Regions from separate parts of the Homo sapiens genome. Here region 2 is linked to region 1. A link is a contact called in ENCODE Hi-C or POLR2A ChIA-PET data. All regions are on one chromosome and are shown on one strand. The core of a region is the stretch at or near the end of the contact, and the rest is flanking DNA. Distances in the headings are between cores, read along the strand shown. Region 1 overlaps SMTNL2 (smoothelin like 2). Region 2 holds the start of ARRB2 (arrestin beta 2).

What was found. Hi-C counts contacts between places; a loop is a spot of excess contacts on that map. ChIA-PET counts read pairs that join two places held with the same protein, here RNA polymerase II (POLR2A). Pooled maps may share reads with other maps.
Region 2: a pooled map shows a loop between it and region 1 (2.4-fold over the local background). The contact joins the promoter of ARRB2 here to the enhancer-like site in region 1. A Hi-C loop is called at or near these places in 2 of 50 pooled maps. POLR2A ChIA-PET finds 5 or more read pairs at or near these places in 2 of 52 experiments (T-cell and activated naive CD4-positive, alpha-beta T cell).

The regions. Positions count from the first base shown.
Region 1 is chr17:4,589,523-4,596,588 of GRCh38, reverse strand. SMTNL2 (smoothelin like 2) reads right to left here. Exons shown (of 8, transcript NM_001114974.2): 2 at 4,141-4,228; 3 at 3,418-3,660; 4 at 2,692-2,767; 5 at 1,262-1,444. Among named protein-coding and RNA genes, the nearest start is that of SMTNL2, 8.5 kb to the right of the region's middle. RefSeq lists an enhancer at 3,142-3,713. Within about 2 kb of position 1,393, at least 2 of the 41 ENCODE cell types and tissues checked have a DNase peak (open chromatin) inside an H3K27ac peak, as active enhancers do.
Region 2 is chr17:4,709,224-4,715,720 of GRCh38, reverse strand. ARRB2 (arrestin beta 2) reads right to left here and starts at 5,089. Exons shown (of 15, transcript NM_004313.4): 1 at 4,977-5,089; 2 at 678-708. The coding sequence starts at 4,999. RefSeq lists enhancers at 590-659, 5,302-5,471 and a silencer at 4,843-5,372.

The sequences.
Region 1 (7,066 bases), core at 144-2,643:
CAGGAAGCAGGGGTCACCTGGGAATCCTGAGACAGAAGACCTTGGCTCACATGGCCCTGGGCCCCTGCCTTCTGCTTTGGAACACCTTTCCCAGCTCCTTCCTCCCACTCCTCCTTCTGAGCTCCCCTCTTAATGGGGTGCCTCCTTCCCTGATGGCTCTTTCCTAGCCAGGAGGGATGAGTTCCTCTTCTGGGCCCCAAGGACAGTCCCTAATGGCCTAGGCCAGGTTGTTTGGGGCCAGTGGGGAGATGTCCGGGGTCGGTCCCCCTCACTAGAGTCGAGCAGGGACTGGCTGTCGTCTTCATTATCCCACAAGGCCTGGGCCACACCCTGCACACAGCAGGCATCAATACCACGCTTGGGCCACACTCTGCACACAGCAGGCATCAATACCACGCTTGGGCCACACCCTGCACACAGCAGGCATCAATACCACGCTTGGGCCACACCCTGCACACAGCAGACATCAATACCACGCTTGGGCCACACCCTGCACACAGCAGGCATCAATACCACGCGTGGGCCACACCCTGCACACAGCAGACATCAATACCACGCTTGGGCCACACCCTGCACACAGCAGGCATCAATACCACGCGTGGGCCACACCCTGCACACAGCAGACATCAATACCACGCTTGGGCCACACCCTGCACACAGCAGACATCAATACCACGCTTGGGCCACACTCTGCACACAGCAGGCATCAATACCATGCACTGACACGAGGACTGGCTGAATATGCAAAGGTGGGCTGGAGCCTGAGGAGCCGTCGCTCGAGACCTAGTAGCAGGCTGGAGGCCACTCGGCCCCGTGGCATCACCTTCGGTCCTTGGGCAAGACCAACCCCATGCTGGGGCTCCCAGCTCTGGCCAGGAATCCCAGTCCCCATCCAGTCCCCGGTCATGCCCAGAAACCAGAGGAGCCACAACCCCTGGGGAATGTGGGTGTGAGGGCAGCCTGGCGGCACCAGAGACAGGACAGGGGGCCTCGGGAATGGAGGAGGAGAGAGGGGCTCTCACCAAGCCTTCCTGGCTCCCTGCCTCACAGCCATCTCCCCCAACAACTGGGGTCCTCTGTCCCCCCAAGCTGCCCTGTGGCCCAGCCCTAACTTTGTGCCTTGCCCAAGAGATCTTGTCCTGGGCAACAGCGCCCTGGGGAACAGGACAGGGCTGAACCTTGCCCTGCTGCACCCACCCAAGCCCCGTCTGGGTCTGGGCACACCGTGGGGCCGGGCCTGTCTGTGAGTGGGCATCCGTACTTGCCGGCCGCCGTTTCCTGCTCCCACTTCTCAAACAATGCTTTCCGGGCCTGCGCCTCCGAGGTGCGGGGCAGCGTCTGCGACCTCACCAGCTCCCTGCGACGCTCCCCCTGCCGATGGACCTGAGTTATGGCTGGCGGCTGCGGGGACACGGGCGACTGGGGTGGTGTCACCAGCGGTGGGCTGAGGAAAGAATCGCCGAGTTGGGACCTGGGCCCAGCAGCCATCACTAGCTCACCAGGCCCCAAGGTCTCCATTGCACTGAGTGTGGACAAGGCAGCCTGCACCGTGATGGGCGCTCAGAGAAGAGGCCCCCTTGCTCCGGTCCCTAGCTGGTTTGACAGGTTTTCTGAATTGTGCTGGCTGGAGGGACTGGCCAATAGGCTCAACTCAGGAGACGCTGGGCCCGATCTGGACATAACCACCCCTTTGCAGGTGTCAATGCCTGGGGAGGACAGAGGGACCCCCTCCTCAGGCAGGAGGTGTGCTCAGAACCAGCCCCGGAGGGACCAGGCCTCCTGCCTCCACCACCATGCGATAAGACCCCCTTTGTTTTCCCCAGAACGGTTTGCCAGAAAGTCACAATTCTCCTTTTATTATTAAAGAAAAAAAAAAAAGCCAAGCCTGCTACCCTACCCCCATCCCCAATCACAGTCCCGCTGGCTGGCTGGGGGGAGGCCTGTGCCACAGGGAAGGACCTGCTCACCTGCCCCTGCTCGCAGCCCGTGGGCAGGAAGTTCCGGGCTCTGAGGGACCCCAGCTGGCTGGGATGGAAGAAGACAAAGCTCCTGTCCTCTCCCTCCTGCCGGCTGAGAGGCCTCCTCCAATATTTTTTTGTTTTTTATTCATTTATTTATTTATTTATTTATTTATTTTTTGTAGATAGAGTCTCACTCTGTTACCTAGGCTGGAGAGCAGTGGCACCATCTTGGCTCACTGCAAACTCCGCTTCCCGAGTTCAAGCGATTCTCCTGCCTCAGCGTCCCAAGTAGCTGGGATTACAGGCACCCACCACCATGCCCAGCTAATTTTTGTATTTTTAGTGGAGACAGCGTTTTGCCATGTTGGCCAGTCTGGTCTCGAACTCTTGACCTCAGGTGATCCACCCACCTCAACCTCCCAAAGTGCTGGGATTACAGGTGTGAGCCACCGCGCCCGGCCACTCCTCCAATCTTTTGACTGACTTGAAGGTCCCACAAAGAAACCAGGCTGTGACCATATTTCTCCAAATGAAACTCTCCACCGAGGCCCACTGCCTCACTCCCCCTGCTCAGACCTTCCCCCCATCCTGCCGCCCAGTGCTCCCGAGATCCAGCCCCGAGCCTTACCAGGAGGCACCAACCCCAGGGCCAACCCTGGGCGGCCTGCGTCCAAAGCAGAGAAGACACCTGGGGCGCAGCGACCCCACAGGAACACAGGCCCTGACTCACCTATTGCTGTGTTTGCTTGCTGTCACTGCCCCATAGCCAGAGCTTGGCACAGACCACGTGAAAGAGGAATTCTTCTCTGTGGAAGAGAGAGGGAGAGAAGTAACAAACCCTGGCCCCAGGGAGGGCCCGCCATAGCCTCCCTTCCTCTGACCCAGCCCTGCCTCATTTACCCGGCATCGCTGCATGGATGAGCTAACCTTCTGGGCTAAGCTGGCCCTGCCTCAGCAGACAGTGGAGGAGAAAGGAGGATGGGCACACACAGCAACAACATCAAAGAGGTCTTTTCAACTGTCCCCGCCCTGCTCTTGAGAGCACAGAGCCCAGGGCCCGTGCCATGTATCCAGTGAACACTGCTCCCAAACCCTCCCTATAGAGGCCCACACGGCTTCCCCCAGGACATACCACGGAGGACTGGCCACAGGCCCAAGTCAGGCCTGGGGCCTTGAGGGAGGGGACAGTGCCCAACGTGCAGGGCAAGAGGCCACCTTCCAACTGTAATAAAAGCCACGGTCGCCCCCACCAGGGGATGACGCTATTTCACAGCATCTCTGGGCAGTAGCCCGGGAGGATGGGCTAAGGGAAGGGGCTGACATGGCAGGCAGAGGCAGGGCTGGGCTTAGCCCCTCGTTTTCCATGTCACCCACCGACTCCCTCTCCCCAGCCCCGGCCTTCCCTCTCCCATCCCAAGGGGAGGTCTGCCCCAAGGCCACGCTCTCCAGCTCATACCGCTAGGACTGGGAGTCCAGGGCGTGATGACCTCGCTGGGGCTTGGGTTGAGGCCCCCCAGGGTGGCAGCAGACATGGGTGATAGAGCCGCAGCTGAGGTCTCCCCAGAGAACCTGTCAGAGACTCGGGTGATGGCCGTGACTGGCTGGTGGGGCAGCCGCAAGGAGAGGCTCACAGGACGAGGCCTGGGGGGATCTGGTGCTGAGAAGTTTTGGGCAATCTCAGGGGGTCCATCGCCTGGACCTGGAACATGTGACCAGCATGGGTGGGTGGTCAGCTGTGGCAGCCACAGGGGCCTGGGACCTCCCAGGAGGGCTCTAGCCTCCCTGGGCCCTCCTCCCACCTCCTCTAGGAAGGCCTCCCTGACTGCTCCAGCCTCTCTGACCTCCCCTACCAGGGATATCTTACTGCTCCAACCAGAATTGATTTTTCCCAACTTCCCCTCATGGCCAGCTTAATAAATACTAGTCGGCTCCTCAGCCTCTATTTGCTTTCCTCTAGAAACAGGAGAGCTCACTACCTCCTGAGATCTCCCAACTTCCCTCTGTGTTTCACAAGTTCTACTGAATGACGCTGCTCTCCTGGCAGCCTCTCTCCCTGCTGGGGTTCAGGATAGAGTCCCCCCGATGCCAGGCCAAGGGCCAGCCTGGCACAGATACCTGACCAAGGCCTTACTTAACCCCCAAACCTACCCAGCCACCCCTCCTCTGCCGTCAGCCCTACCTGCCCCCGGCTGGTGCCCATTTTCCATGATGCAGGAGTTTGAGGTCTTTCTCATCTCCGACTCACTGGCCTCATCGTGATCCAAACTCTACAGAGACACAAATGTCACCGAGACCCCATCAGCTAGGGCCAGCTGCCCACCCCCAAAAGCTGCCCACCCCCAAATCCCCTCCCGTTCTGGCAAAACACCAATCATGTTGAGAGAAAACAGCCCCCAGGAAGAAAGTGACGGGCCAAGTCACACAGCAAAAGCTGGGATGGCCCCACTCCAACTGCTGAGCCCCTGCGATCCTGGGAGGCAAACACCTCCACTGGGCTCCTCCCAGAGTCCCAAAAAGCTGAGGACAGAAGTCAAGATGGAGGGTTCCAATGACATTAGGCCCCCTCACCTTTTCCCCCAGGCTGGACCAGATGATGGGGTCAGGAGTGCCTCGCCCCCTGCCCCTCTCAGCTGGGCCAGGTCGGCATGGCTACCCGTGCAGGGGCAGCAGGAACCAGTGGCACCAGGTCCTTCTGGGCCAACGATGAGCTACGGAGCCCTGATCACGATGAGATCTTTGCATGGGAGGCGGGGACACAAGATTTACCCGGCTATGCAGAGTGCAAGCGCCTGATCAGCTCCGTGCGACTCATCCATCCCAGCTGGGCAGTAGTAGTGGGTGGGGCAGGTGGGGGCAGACAAGACAGCCAAGGCCAAGAGCCAGTGGGGAGCCTGGGATCCAGGCTGTGCTGCCACCCACCCATGTGACCTGGGCCACATCAGTTCCCCTCTGGGTCTGTTTCCCTGTTTGAGAAACGGGAGCAGGCTAGGCAAGTGCCACTCGGCATCTACCAAACATCCAGCCCTTTTTCCGGTGCTATCCTTATAGCAACACCTTCTAAACACCACTTATAGCAACTGTCCTCCCCGGTAGGTGCTGCCAGAGCCATTTCAGAGATGGGGCCCGAGGACTCCCAGAGGGCATGTGCCCTGCCCAAAGTTATACAGCAAAAAACAGCTGGCACGTGTGGCCAGGGGAGAAGTCCTCAACCTTGGTCCTGCCCTCCTCACAGCCAGGGCGTGTGAACGGCTGAGAGTGTCTGTGGGGCTGGTGGGGGCTCCACCACGAGCCCAGGACGAGCGGCTTGAGAGGTCGGCTGTGCCTCTCCCAGATGCCCCCTGGTCTACAAGGTTCCCAGGCAAATGATGTTGCATCCCTGGCCCCAGATGGCTCAGCTCCTCTTGCAACCAGTGCGGGAGGTGCCACCCTGCCATTGGGGAATCAGTCTGGGAGGGGAGCCAGGCTGGTGAACAGAGGGGGCCGTGTCAGGATAAGGATGCCTCACACAGGCTTCATCTGACCCAGTGGGGCAAGGAGGGCTTCTCAGAGGCAGGGGTGCCTGAGCCACATCCAGAGTGAGCCCGGTGGAGGAGCAAGGGAGGGCACTCCCAGCAGAGTGATTAGTGTCTGCTTTTGCAGAGAGACATCAAGGCACAGGTATCCTGATCATGCCCGTCCAGGACGCAGGCAGATGGAGAAGTGCCCTGCCGCCCAAGCTGCCTGCCCTGCCGCCCAAGCTGCTGGCCCTGGGTACTTGACGCCTTAGACAAGAAGGAGCCCAAGGTCCTCGGCTCTGTGTTTCAGGCACACCCTTCAGAAGATGCCAGAGAGTGGAGACCAGATGGCAAGACACTTCACTAGTCCTGGGCAGGAACCTGGGGAGGGGAGATGGGGCACTGGGAGGGCCACGGGCAAGAAGGACTCGGAGCTTTGGGGAAAAGGGATCTGGCTGGGAGACTGGGTGGACATGGAAGAGGAAGGGTGCCAAGCCTCTCCCAAGCCCAGACTTGGTGGGTCAGGGCAGGTTTAGGGGCTAAATGAGGGTTTCAGTTGGGACATGTTGAGGGCCTGGGGCACCTGGAGCATCAGGGAGCTGAGGAGGTAGCTGGATTTTTGAGTCTGGAGTTTAAGAGAAAAGAAGGACGAACATGGAAAAACAGGAGTCAGGGGCATGCACTGGGCTCCTGGAAGCCCAGCAGAGGAAGAGCAGCTTAGGGGCCCTGGGATGAGGCCCCCACATTTCAGGAAGCAACAGAGCAGTCTGCGGAGAATGAGGAGCAGCCAGAGACGTAGGAGGAGCCCCTGAAGAATGGTGAGAAAGCCAAGGCCAGGAAGGAAGGGAGTCAAGAAGCCAGGCACGGGGCCAGGCGCGGTGGCTCACGCCTGTCATCCTAGCACTTTGGGAGGCCGAGGCGGGTGGATCACTTGAGGTCACGAGTTCAAGACCAGCCTGGCCAACGTGGTGAAACCCCATCTCTACTAAAAATACAACAATTAGCCAGGCATGGTGGTGGGTGCCTGTAATCCCAGCTACTCAGGAGGCTGAGGCATGAGAATCGCTTAAACCCAGGAGATGGAGGTTGCAGTGAGCCAAGATTGCACCACTGCACTCCAGCCTGAGCAACAGAGCGAGACTCTGTCTCAAAAAAAAAAAAAAAAAAAAAAAAAAAAAAAAAAAAAAAAAAAAAAGCCAGGTGCGTCCAAAGGCAGCCTGGGGTTGAGGAAAAGGTGAAGAGGAAATCCAACCAGGCATCCATTGGGTTCAGCAAAAGAAGAGGTCATGGGTGATCAGAAGCGTGGGGCGGGGGACAGGGGGTTGGGGGACAGGAGATGGCCTAGCAGAGGGGTCCCAGAGAAATGAAGACAGCGCAGTAACTTTAGCCCTGAGCGAAGCCAGGGGAAAGGGTCTGAGGGGTTTTTCCAGAAGGAAGAGGCAAGACCACATTCATAGGGTGAGAAAGGTGAGGGGAGCATCTGCAGAGCGGGACCACTGGGGAGCTCACAGCAGACAGGACCCAGAGCCTGGGAAGAGCCAGCCTTGGAGAGGAGGCGACCCCTGAGCTCTTGATTCAAGAGTGGGAGGAGGAGAGGCCAGGCCCACTCTC
Region 2 (6,497 bases), core at 3,840-6,339, 120 kb before region 1:
GTGTGTGTGTGTGTGTGTGTGTGTGTCCTCAGCCAACCAGTCAGGTGTGTGTGTGAACATGTATGTGCATGTGTGTCTGTGTGTGTCCTCAGGGAGGACTCAGCCCAACCAGCGAGGTGTGTTTGTGTGTGTCCGTGTGTGTGTGTGTGTGTCCGTGTGTGTGTGTTTGCATCCTCAGGGAGGACTCAGCCCAACCAGCCAGGTGTGTGTGTATGTGTGTATGTGTGTGTGTGTCTGTGTGTGTGTGTGTTTGGATCCTCGGGGAGAACTCAGCCCAACCAGCCAGCTAGAGAGCAGCTGCCACCCTCACTAGGTCCCCTCAAGGGGCTCTAGGATAAATAGGCCATAGCCCGGGGGCTGTTAGGTTTTCCCAGCCCCACGCACCTTGGGTTGGCTCCTAGGAGGGCTACAGGCACATGGCTTGCTTTTGGCCTCCTCCTCTGTGGTCTTGCTTGGGGACCCAAGCCTGCCCCACCCAGCCCTGTGGCTGGCTCAGGCTGAGCAGCCTCTGCGGCAAGGGGCTTCAGGAGGGAAGGAAGTCGGCGCTTAGCTGTCACAGGAAGTGGGGAGCTAGGGGTTGGGGATCATCTTTGGGTAGGTTGGGGATCGTCTAGGGGAAGGCTGGGCTTTGTTGGGGCCCAGGGAGGGTCAAAAGGGTAAGTGCTGTGGAGACTCACCTTGCAGTTAGGGCTCGACTTCTTGAAGACCCTAACAAAACAGAAAGGGAAACCCCACTGCCTCCCTCAGACTCAGCAGGGACCCCACACCAGGACCCTCTCCCTCCCAGGCCTGAGAAGCAGTGCTCACCCAGGCCTCCTGCCTGAGGCTGTGGGGCTTTGCCCAGCTCTGCCCCTTTCCCCTTCTTCCCGGAAGGTCCTTCCTATTTCTAACGTGGTGGCAAGGGGAACCCTTCTTCCCGGAAGGTCCTTCCTATTTCTAACGTGGTGGCAAGGGGAACCCTTCTTCCCGGAAGGTCCTTCCTATTTCTAACGTGGTGGCAAGGGGAACCCTTCTTCCCGGAAGGTCCTTCCTATTTCTAACGTGGTGGCAAGGGGAACCCTTCTTCCCGGAAGGTCCTTCCTATTTCTAACGTGGTGGCAAGGGGAACCCTTCTTCCCGGAAGGTCCTTCCTATTTCTAACGTGGTGGCAAGGGGAAATGCCCCTTGTCTTGTCCACCCTCATTCGTCCCCTTCCCTCCCCAGTAATGGCCACTGGTTGCCCTAGGAACCACCCAGGCTCTTCCCAGAGGACCCGAATGGGCAGGTAGCCACAGTGTCTGGATAAGACCTAACCATCTTTCCATCTGGTCTACAGCTCTGACAGCTGGAGCATATAGGAGAGCAATGACCCTGGCCTTTGGCCCTCAGATAGTTTCTACCACAGGCCCTACCCAAGTTCGACTCTACTCACCTCCAACTGTCCCCAACTCCGACCTCAAGAGCTTAAAAGCCTATTTGTCTTTTAAGGCCCAGCCTTTAGGAAGCTGACCCAGCCCAGACCCTGGTCGCTCCTTGTTTTGGGTTCCTGTCACACCTTGTTTATGTTTTACTTGTGGTGTGGTAGCACACAAGGATAGTTAGCTCCCTCCCTCCTCAGACTGTGAGCCTCAGAGGCCTTATTAATTTAGGCATCTCCAGCACAATGCCAGCCATATCATGAAGATGGTAATGCTGCTAACATTTCAGAGTGACTACTCCATGCCCAGCACTGTTCCAAGTGTTTCAAATGTGTCATCTCTTGTAATACTCTGTTTTTTGAGACAGAGTCTCACTCTGTTGCCCAGGCTGGAGTGCAGTGGTGCGATCTCAGCTCACTGCAACCTCCGCCTCCCAGGTTTAAGTGATTCTCCTGCTTCAGCCTCCTGAGTAGCTGGGATTACAGGAGTGAGCCACCATGCCCGGCTATGTTTTGTATTTTTTTTTTTTTTTTGGAGATGGAGTCTCACTCTATCACCAAGGCTGGAGTAGAGTGGCACGCTGTCAGCTCACTGCAACCTCCACCTCCTGGGTTCAAGCGATTCTCATGCCTCAGCTTCCTGAGTAGCTGGGATTAGAGGTGCCTGCCATCATGCCTGGCTAATTTTTTTTTTGAAACGGAGTCTCACTCTGTCGCCCAGGCTGGAGTGCAGTGGTGCGATCTCGGCTCACTGCGACCTCTGCCTCCCGGGTTCACGCCATTCTCCTGCCTCAGCCTCCCGAGTAGCTGGGACTACAGGCACCCACCACCACGCCCGGCGAATTTTGGTATTTTTAGTAGAGATGGGGTTTCACTGTGTTAGTCAGGATGGTCTCAATCTCCCGACCTCGTGATCCACCTGTCTCAGCCTCCCAAAGTGCTGGGATTACAGGCGTGAGCCACCACGCCCGGCCGCTAATTTTTATATTTTTAGTATAGATGGGGTTTCCCCATGTTGGCCAGGCTGATCTCAAACTCCTGACCTCTAGTGATCCGCCCGCCTCAGCCTCCCAGAAGGCTGGGATTACAGGCTTGAGTCACTGTGTCTGGCCTGTATTTTGTATTTTTTTAGTAGAGACGAGGTTTCCCCATGTTAGCCAGGCTGATCTCCAACTTCTGACCTCAGGTGATCCACCCGCCTCAGCCTCCCAAAGTGCTGGGATTACAGGCGTGAGCCACCGTGCCCGGCCTTAGGTTGCAGTGAGCTGAGATTGAGCCACTGCACTCCAGCCTGGGTGACAGAGCAAGACTTTGTCTCAAAAAATAAATAAATAAATAAATTAATTAAATTAAATAAAACCACCCAGTGATGGAGCTCCTAATATCTCTGTTTTACAGGTGAGGAAACTGAGGCAGAGAGAGGTCAAGTGTTTCAAGGTCACAGAGGGAGTAAATGGTGGGAATTAATAGAAACCAAGGCAGTCTGGCTCCGAGTCCATCCTCTCGATCAATATTACACTATCTGTCTCTGCAGTTGGCATAAATAGTTTGTTGAATTGAAGGTTATTTGCTTTCCAGTTGCTGAAACAATTTAAGCCTGGACTCCACCCATTGCTGGGAGGGTAAGGAAGTGTTTGGCAACCCCAGTGATCTGGCCAATTGTGGGCCTGTTCTTTGAAGCACCACCTTACTCCTTCCAATCCACTCTGCCTCAGCAGTGATCCCTGGAAAGGATCCTCAGATAGATAGCAGAAACGTGAAATCCTGCCAACTAGCCCATCCCTCTTCCAAGTCTACCACCCCATTCCCAGAGGACCCCAATGGGCAGGTTACCACAGTGTCTGGGTAAGACCTAACCATCTTTCCATCTGGTCTCCAGCTCTGACAGCTGGAGCATATAGGAGAGCAATGACCCTGGCCTTTGGCCCTACATGGTTTCTACCATAGGCCCAGTTTCTGCTACAACTTCACTTGCCCCTTCTTCCCAGAAAGCCAAGCTGTCCAAAGGTTGTAAGGCAAAGGGTATGGAGGGCCCCAGGTATTCCTAACCAATAAAAGAGAATACACATCGATATGGTAGCCGCTAGAATAAACACCCTATCTTTCATCCCAACTTGGGAGCTGAGTGCCGTGGCATCATCCAGGCTCTCCCTCCCCTTTGCTTCTGGTTTTCCTCTTTGTCCCAGGGTGTCCTCCCATTAGGAGCCCTGGCACAGGGCTGTGACAGCCACAATCAGTGGGCCAACTGGAGTGTGGTTCTGGGGCAATTGCCCTGGAGCAGCTGCAAGGCACTTGCCCTTTGGATCCTAACCCAGCCACCTCCTGCCAGGCTGGGGAGGAGCAGCGTGCATATACTAGGCTGGCCAAGGAGGCAGAGTGTGGGGATGACCAGGGAGGTGCCCAGTGGGAGCAGGGGTAGCTGAAGCAGATGTCCTTTCACACTTCCTGCTATTCGCTCCATTTCCTGTGGCCCAGAATTTCATGGGGGTGAGGGAAATTGTGCCAAGTTAGCAGTCTCCTTTGGTCCATCCGTCCCACTCCCTGAACCACATGACGGAAATCAGGGGCCTCCCACAAGTCAGCAACTTCCCCTTTCTCTGGGATGTTTAAACCCTGATCCAGGAGACGGATCATCTCTCTGATGATCTCTTTCTGATGCTCGTCTACTTGATGCTCAGAAACCCGGGTTCTCATACTCTATAGGTTGGAAGTGGGGTTGATATGATGTTTTGCAGAGCAAGCCAGAGCTCAGGACCAATTCCCTATTCCTGATACCCTCTGAGTTGAGGCCTACAGCCCCAACCTTTTCGTCTTTTGCTCCCGCTCCCCTGCGACTCAGGCATCCACCCCTTGCCCCTTGGGGGTGTTGAGTCACAACAGGAAGTGGATTTTGCTAGAGACCAAAAAAGAGAACTCGGGGTATCAGTGGAAGGAAAGAGCCTCGATTGCACAGAAAACATCCGGGGAGTGGACGCGCGCCCAGGGTGAATACTGCCTCCCCCACCCCCAGAGAGAGGGATACGATCTAGTTTCAGGGAGGGTCGCCACGCACTCGGCTCCCCCAAGATGAAGCTGTTGCTCCTGGCAACCCAAGGGAAGGTAGAAGTTTGGGTGAGGAGCCACCCGGCCCTCGGGACAGGTGTGGGCAGCGCGACTACCTGGGGGATATTGGATAGGAGGCTTTCCATTGGCTTGGCGCGAGTCTGGAGTGGATCCCCCCCGTCCCGGCATCCAGCCTCCCCGTACACGACCCCTCGGGGCCAGCCACCTGCTCCTCCTTCCTCCATCCCTGCATCGCAGCCTGCACGGGAGAGCCCAGTAGTCTGGCCCCACATCCCTGCGAGAACCCCGACACCGGTTTTTCTGATCCCCCTCAGGCCTCGCTTTCTGCAGGGGCCCGGGCATTTCCCCCCCACCCTCATTATCCTCGAGGACCTGCGCGTGCGGCCCCGGATGGCTGTCCCTAGGGACCCAGGCGTCCGGCCCCCAGATCCTCTCCGCTGCGCCCTCGTCTGGGACCGTCCCAGCCCCCGCCCCGAGCCGCCGCCCATGCCCCGCCGCGTGGCCCCACCTCCCTTACCTGGTCCCGGGTTTCTCCCCCATGGTGCGCGCGCCCGCCGCCCGCTCGGTTCGCGGCTCGCTCGCAGCCTCCTCGCCCGCTGCCAAGATCCCTGCTCCTCCCCGCGCCAATGCGCACGCGCGCCCTCCGCGCTCTCGCCTCTTCCCCCTCCCTCCCGGCCCCGCTCTGGTCTTGGGGAACCGGGGCCAGATGCGTCAGCCGGATCGCGCGCGCCGCGGCGCTGCCCGCCCTCTCCTAGCAGACACGCGGGGCCATTGGCTCCGCCCCCAGCCCTTCGCGCTCCTTCCCAGCCTGGTAGCCCTCCCCCGCGCGCGGGGCCAGCTCCCACTCCTCCCGCCCATCTCCCCGCCCCGCTGCAACCCCTTGAAACCGATTGGACCCCCCTAAACCAAGGCGCCCGCCTTCCAGGGGATCTAAGTCTTTCGATTGGCCTTCGGCATCCAGAACCTGCAGGGGTCTCCTCCCCTTTGTTTGCTTTCTCAGTGGCGGTGGGGGCGACCGGGCTGCTGGGGGCGGTGGAATGAGCTGAAGCGCCGTCTGGGAAGGAGGATGGTGGGGGGGAACACGTGGGTGAGCGGTTCAATTGCGTGATGCTTGCTTCAGTGCGCGCCGCTCACCTGCTCCACTCGGAGCGTGCCGCCTTCTGTGGCCAGCCCTCCCGCTTCTTCACTGCAGCGTGTCAGCTCCTCCTGGTGTTTGCATTTGATCTTCGCAGGGTTCCCTTTTCCAATGTCTCTGACTATCCATCTCCTTCACCCACCCATCCCAGCTAACATCCACTCACTCACCCGCTCCCATCCATCGGTCCATCTATGGACCCATCCATCCGTGCCTATGTTATGCTATTCACTATGCCAATCGATGGGGACACATACGAATTACCATGGCCCCTGCCTTCCTAGAATAGTTGAGGAGACACATACACAGGTATTACCCAGGAATGCTATTACAGAGGTCTGAGTCAGAAGACACAGCCGCTAACAGCAATTGGCCCGGGCGGGGGTGGAGGGAGTGCAGGCTGTCCAGAGCGGGGAACAGATGAGGACAGTCTTTCTGAAGGATGCGCAGAAGTTTTTTTTCTTTTTCTTGTTTTTTTTTTTTTTTTTGAGACAGAGTCTCACTCTGTCGCCGAGGCTGGAGTGCAGTGGTGAGAGGTGACAGCGTGCTGGCAGCTCTCACTCACTCTCGGCGCCTCCTCGGCCTTGGAACCCACTCTGGCCGCGCTTGAGGAGCCCTTCAGCCCGCCACTGCACTGTGGGAGTTCCTTTCTGGGCTGTCCAAGGCCGGAGCCGGTTCCCTCAGCTTGCGGGGAGGTGTGGAGGGAGAGGCGCGGGCGGGAACCCGGGCTGCGCGCGGTGCTTGCGGGCCAGCGCGAGTTCCGGGTGGGCGTGGGCTCGGCGGCTCCGCACTCGGAGTGGCCGGCCAGCCCCGGGCAGTGAGGGGCTTAGCACCTGGGCCAGCAGCTGCTGTGCTCAATTTTTCGCTGGGCCTTAGCTGCCTTCCCTCGGGGCAGGGCTCGGG